Regions from separate parts of the Homo sapiens genome. Here region 1 is linked to region 2. A link is an interaction called in ENCODE POLR2A ChIA-PET data of the cell type or tissue named here. Cell type or tissue: Panc1. All regions are shown on one strand. Each heading gives the region's core, and the rest is flanking DNA. Links, peaks and the distances in the headings are about the cores only.

Region 1 (2,932 bases), core at 238-2,737, 380 kb after region 2:
ATCCTCACAAAAACTCAGAGAGATAAATATCATTAATTTTAAATGTGAGGAAGCAAGCCCACAGAGATTAAGTAATTTGCCCACCATCACAGAACTTGTAAATGGACATCAATTCTGACATGCATTCTATTCTGTTTCTTTACGGACATCACTACGCTAAATTTAAGGGAAATAAGTCTTAAGTGACGACATGAAACTTGAGTACCTTTCCTATTTTCTTTACTCTTATACCCTCCCCATCCTCTGTAATAACATTTGATTTGCTCTCTCTGTGAAAAAATCTCCTGGATTTAAGGGAGTTGTTTGTTTTAGGCTGTTCTTGTAGTTTTCCTTAAATAGCACATAGCCACTTACAAACTATGGCCCAAAGGGGCATTTTCCATTCTTTTTCTATTCATTGATAGACTAGCAATTTTGGAAACTTTAAACAGATTGAATTATACGTTTAGGTGTCATGGCAAGTAAAACTTAACTCCTTAAGTATGAAAGCTGTAGAAATGAAAATACAATGAGAGGATTAGATGTATGGCTTAATAATTAATTTAAAAAAAATCAAGTTGACAGGTATCAATGATTCCATTTGATATATGTATTTCAAAATAAATTGGATATTTACATGTTTTGTAGACTTTAACTCATTACTCTTATGTATAGGTGACTATAATAATTATTCTTTGACACTATACAGTAAAATGTTATTGACTGTATGAACATGTAAATTTAATTTGGAAAGAATTTATTGATTTTACTCTTAGATTTAATGTACATTATATAGCTAAACACTCATATATGTATATTTTCAAATTGTTCATGGAAACAAGATTCTCAATAGTAATTGGATGGACTTGATTAAAAGAGAATAGATGTTAAAATATTTTATTTAAATTTTTAAATTTAGAACATATTAATTGTATATTTCCTGTTTATTCATTGATTAATGTACTATTTCCAAATGTTCATTATTTTGTTTGATTTTTGTGGCTTTTAGGGAAAAGTTGGCATCTAAAAATTCATTTTATATTGTGTCTCTTCCAGACTCATGGCATAACAGTTTGGAAGTGCTCATTCATCCTTTTATATGTGCACTGCTTTAAAGTAAAGTAAATAAATGTTCTTTTAGTATAAAGTGAGGAAATTACCTTTCCCTTTAGAAGTAGAATATTCAACAATTGGTGGCATATTTTTCTTTTCTTGGAATGATTAACAAAGGTATATTTTTGGAAAATTTATTCCATTTTAGAACCAAAGCCAATGGGCTCATATCTCTACTTATTGAACACAACAAAAATGTATTCATGTCAAGCATCTGGCTCCGGGTGTGTCATCATTCATGAATGGAAGAAGAATATGTGATGACCATATGTGATCATCAAACCTCAGCCCTCTGGCACTGGTATATCACTTTTATACTTGGCAAAACCTTGTCTGACAACATTCCCAAACAGCTTGCAGCAGTTAATCAACTCTAGTCAGCTATTACAGCTGATCCTTTCTGCAGATGGAAGATGGTAGGTTTGCGTTTCCAGCTCTTTTACATATCTCCCTGAGCTCTCCAGTCTCTAAAGTACATTTGTCTGCCAGTGGGTTTCTGGAGAAGACATCTGCAATTATAAACATTTTCCCAGGAACATATGCTGCGTGCAGCTTAAACCCTATCAGGCATAACAGAAATCTCTTGTACCTTAAGGGAATTAACACAGAGATTTGATTTTGATAAAGGAGATAGACTTTATAGTTTGAAAGAATGCCAAACAAGCTGAAAATTGCAGCAGATGTGCTGACATCTCAATATTAGTGTAATTGTACTTCTAATCCTTTTTAGGATAAAATACAAAAGCAACAATAATATACATACATGAATAGCAATAGCTGAATTTTATATGCCATAAAATTCAGATAGTGATATTTTGATTGATTTATTATAAGGCTTGAATCCTGCCTACTTTACAATGACTAGAACAGTGACTATACCCAATAGCAATATGCTCTTTTAAGCAAATTGGCCTGGAGATGCAGTGGTATCAGCAGACAATGTTCACTTTATAACCGCTTTGTCTTGGATTTGTGTCCTCCTTTTGAGATTCAGTTGAAGACATTGAACTCAGCTCATTGTTGAAGTCTCTCTAGTACTTTGATCCTTAACAACCTCTCTCTCCTCTATACACCTGCACAAATTACAATAGTGTGTTTATCAGTCATTTGTACACAGGCTTGCACTTTGCATTAACTTTTTTTTTTTTTTTTGTCTTGCCAATTAGGTTGCAGAACTTTTGGGTAAGAGGGGCTAGGTTTCGTGCTTTTTATATGTCTCTAGTATAGCAAGCACTCGACAAATATTCTTTAAATAAATAGCTGTAGATGACTAGATATGTTAGAAAATTTCTTTTCTTTTCTTTTTTTTTTTTTTTCCAAGGCAAGTCTCACTCTGTCACCCAGTCTGGAGTGCAATGGTGAGATCACAGCTCATTGTAGCCTTGACCTTCCTGGGCTCAGGTGATCCTCCCACCTCAGCATCCCGAGTAGCTAGGACCACAGGCAAATGTCACCATGCCCTGATAATTTTTATAGAGACAGGGTTGTATCATGTTGCGCAGCCTGGTCTGGAACTCCTGGCTTATCCACATGCCATGGGCTCCCAAAATGCTGGGATTACAGGCGTGAGCCACCGTGCCTGGCATATTAGACAATTTCTTGAGCAAAAATTTACTGACACCTTGAACAATGAACAAGTGGATAAATATGCTAAACAGCTCCATCAAAAATATTTAGTCTCATCATTCTGTCAAATAAATAAGGAAGATAAAAGTAGTAATAAGATACACTTTTAAAAATAGTAGAAATAAATAAAGTTAATATTTTATAATTTTATGATTTATAATGCTTTTTTCATTTCAGTAAATTATTGGTTAAATTCTTTCAACCTTGATTGAAA
Region 2 (2,932 bases), core at 151-2,650:
CAAACTTCAAAGATTATTCAGTAGATATGTGTCCCACTGTAAGTCCCTTTTTAATCTTTTTCTGACAATGATAGGAATGTCTATATACATAAATAACAAATATATACATACATATATATATGCAAACACACACACGTATTTATATTTGCCAAATGTTAAACAAAAAAAAATCGAAATAAAGTCCCCCTTTAGGGAAAATAATCACAAAATTCACATTTGAAAATAAAGCATATTCAAATTTATTCACAAAAACTTACCTGACATTTTGAAGAATTCCAATTAATCCTGAAAAATAAAAAATGTTAATGCCTTTAAAATACATACATAATAAATAGTATTGCTACTCAGTAACACAGGTAAGGATTTCTGTAATTTTTTTAACCTCCAGTTACCTTACATTTGTCCCTTCATTAATTAAAAAAATACTTATTGAGCACCTATTATGTACGAGGCACTAATACAGATGTTGAGAGTACAGCAATGAAGCAGACAGACACTCTGCCACCTACTGTGCTGCAGTTTATATTGTAGTAGAATGAGATTTAAAAAAAGTCAAGAAATGTTAAAGTTTAACGTTAGATAGTACAGTTATGAGGAAAACAATGTAACAAGCTTAAGAGAAACACGGATGGTAAGTTCTAGGAGAGTCAGGGAAAGCCTGTCTCAGGAAGTGACCTTTGAGCTGTTTCAACTATGAAAAATAAACATCACACTACAATTGTGGGAAGAGAGTTCCAGGAAGATAGGAAATTAGTGCAAAGGGTCAGAGATGGCAGTGAGCATGGGATACTGAAGGGAGGAAAAGAGAAAGTGGTTTAGGAGTGACTGGGCCACAGTGAGTGAAGCGAACTGAGGTAAGACATGCAGATAAAGGTCTGATCTCATCTGAAGGCCATGGCAAGGGGTTTGGCATTTTTGGTATTTGCAACTGGGAAGTCTGGAGGATTCAGTCGGTGGAGTGATCAGATCTGACCGACATCATACAATGAGAGCAAGAGTAGAAGCAGGGAGCAGTGAGGGATGGCAGCAGCAATCCAGGTGAGAGCTGACACCAGCTTAGATGGGGGAGGTGACACTGCAGGTTAGGAGTGTTCAGAGGCATGATACGGTTTGGAAGCAGGGCCTCCAGGAGTCGCTGATGGACTAAGGTAAAGAGAGGAGTGGAAGAGGGTTCTGAGTCATAGCCCAAGGTAACTGAGTTGACGGTGATCCTATTAACAAAACTAGAGAGGAGGATAGTGGGGGAATAGTGGGGATGGAGGAGGGTAAGAATTGAAAGTTTAGACTGGGGCATGTTTAAGAAGAGACTAAAAGAAGTTAAACATTTAAATTAAAAATATGTATGGGAACATTATGAGAATAACTCAAAGAAGAAGACTAGAAGTTGAGACGAGATTTGAAACAAGGAATGAGGGTGAAGGTAAATTTTTCTGAATTCAGTCAGGCAAAAAAAAGGCTATTATTTGAGAAGGGAATTTCAATATATCTGAATTTCTGAGTTCTGAGTAATGACAAATAACAAAAAGAGTATCAACAAAGGCTATAATTTACTGAATGCTTATCAAGTGTTAGGCAAAGGGCCCAATTCTTTTCACATATCTCTGATTATAACAACTCTCTAATGTGTAAATGGCCAACCCTGCTAAAGGCAAGTGCTTCTAAATCCTAAGCCTATGTACTTTTCAATATGTGATCATGTTCATAAGAATACAGTCATTTGCGTTGTCCAAGTGGAGTAAAAAAGTATCAAGTTAGAGTAGGTCAAAAAAGCATTCAAACAACGTATTAGTGAGTCATCAATATGGACACTGAGCTGACTCAATGAAAACTGCCATGGTACGAGCCAGTATGCAGATTCCCAGCTGAAATGATTGTCTTGCCAAGACGGGTGAAAGTTTAACCAGTCTTGGACCATCTCCACTCACCTCTGGAGCTGGAGTTTGTTGTACGGTGCCCTATGTGTCTCCAAGCTTAAAAAATACATATAAATATATTTTAAAACATATATATTTACTTTTATATAATATATATTATGTAAAAATGTTTTAAATATATATTTAATATATATTATATATTTTTACATTTATATTTTAAATATATTAATATTTAAATATAAAATAATACAAATATATAATAATTATAAATAATAAATATTTATTTATTTATTTATTTATTCTGGGGCATACCAAAAAGTCAGACCCAATTCTGGGCCAGTAAAAGGAGTTCAAGGGGTTAGTCATATTCCTTAATGATGGTAATCCCTGTTGTTAAGGAAAATGACTACAGCTTTCTAGAAATTTAGACACTCCTAGTTATGTACCTGGAAGTGACTCTTGCACATGCACACAGGATATAGACAAGAATGTTCTTGATAACACTATTCATATTTAAAAGAATGAAAACTTGCCTAATGTCCATCAATGGTAGACTGAATAAATAAATTCTGGTACATTCACATGATACAATAATATCCTGTAGTGAAAACAAATTATAGCTGTGCACGTGGACAGAGATGTATCTCAAAATTATAGCACAACAGAAAAAGCAAATCACTGGAGAATACATGTAGTATTGTGTCCAGAATTGGTGGGTTCTTGGTCTCACTGACTTCAAGAACGAAGCCGCGGACCCTCGCGGTGAGTGTTACAGCTCTTAAGGTGGCGCATCTGGAGTTTGTTCCTTCTTATGTTCCGATGTATTCGGAGTTTCTTCCTTCTGGTGGGTTCGTGGTCTCGCTGGCTCAGGAGTGAAGCTGCAGACCTTCGCGGTGAGTGTTACAGCTCATAAAAGCAGTGTGGACCCAAACAGTGAGCAGCAGCAAGATTTATTGCAAACAGCAAAAGAAAAAAAGCTTCCACAGTGTGGAAGGGGACCCGAGCGGGTTGCCAATGCTGGCTCGGGCAGCCTGCTTTTATTCTCTTATCTGGCCCCA

What was found. ChIA-PET counts read pairs that join two places held together with the same protein. Peaks named below come from ENCODE experiments on the same cell type or tissue, not always from the same donor. Only the 100,000 strongest peaks of a DNase experiment are listed, where the experiment ranks them.
Region 1: POLR2A ChIA-PET joins it to region 2 with 6 read pairs; 2 of 35 experiments call an interaction of 5 or more read pairs at or near these places.

The regions. Positions count from the first base shown.
Region 1 is chr3:146,597,287-146,600,218 of GRCh38, forward strand. All of the region lies in intron 2 of PLSCR5 (phospholipid scramblase family member 5), which reads right to left. Among named protein-coding and RNA genes, the nearest start is that of PLSCR5, 6.6 kb to the right of the region's middle. In Panc1, for the core only: no CTCF peak of the experiment used is centred there; no DNase peak of the experiment used is centred there.
Region 2 is chr3:146,221,808-146,224,739 of GRCh38, forward strand. PLSCR4 (phospholipid scramblase 4) reads right to left here. Exons shown (of 9, transcript NM_020353.3): 2 at 258-285. The coding sequence starts at 264. Among named protein-coding and RNA genes, the nearest start is that of PLSCR4, 28 kb to the right of the region's middle. In Panc1, for the core only: CTCF peaks have their summits at 1,113 (motif pointing right) and 1,319; a DNase peak (open chromatin) is centred at 1,126; H3K27ac peaks cover 1,034 bases.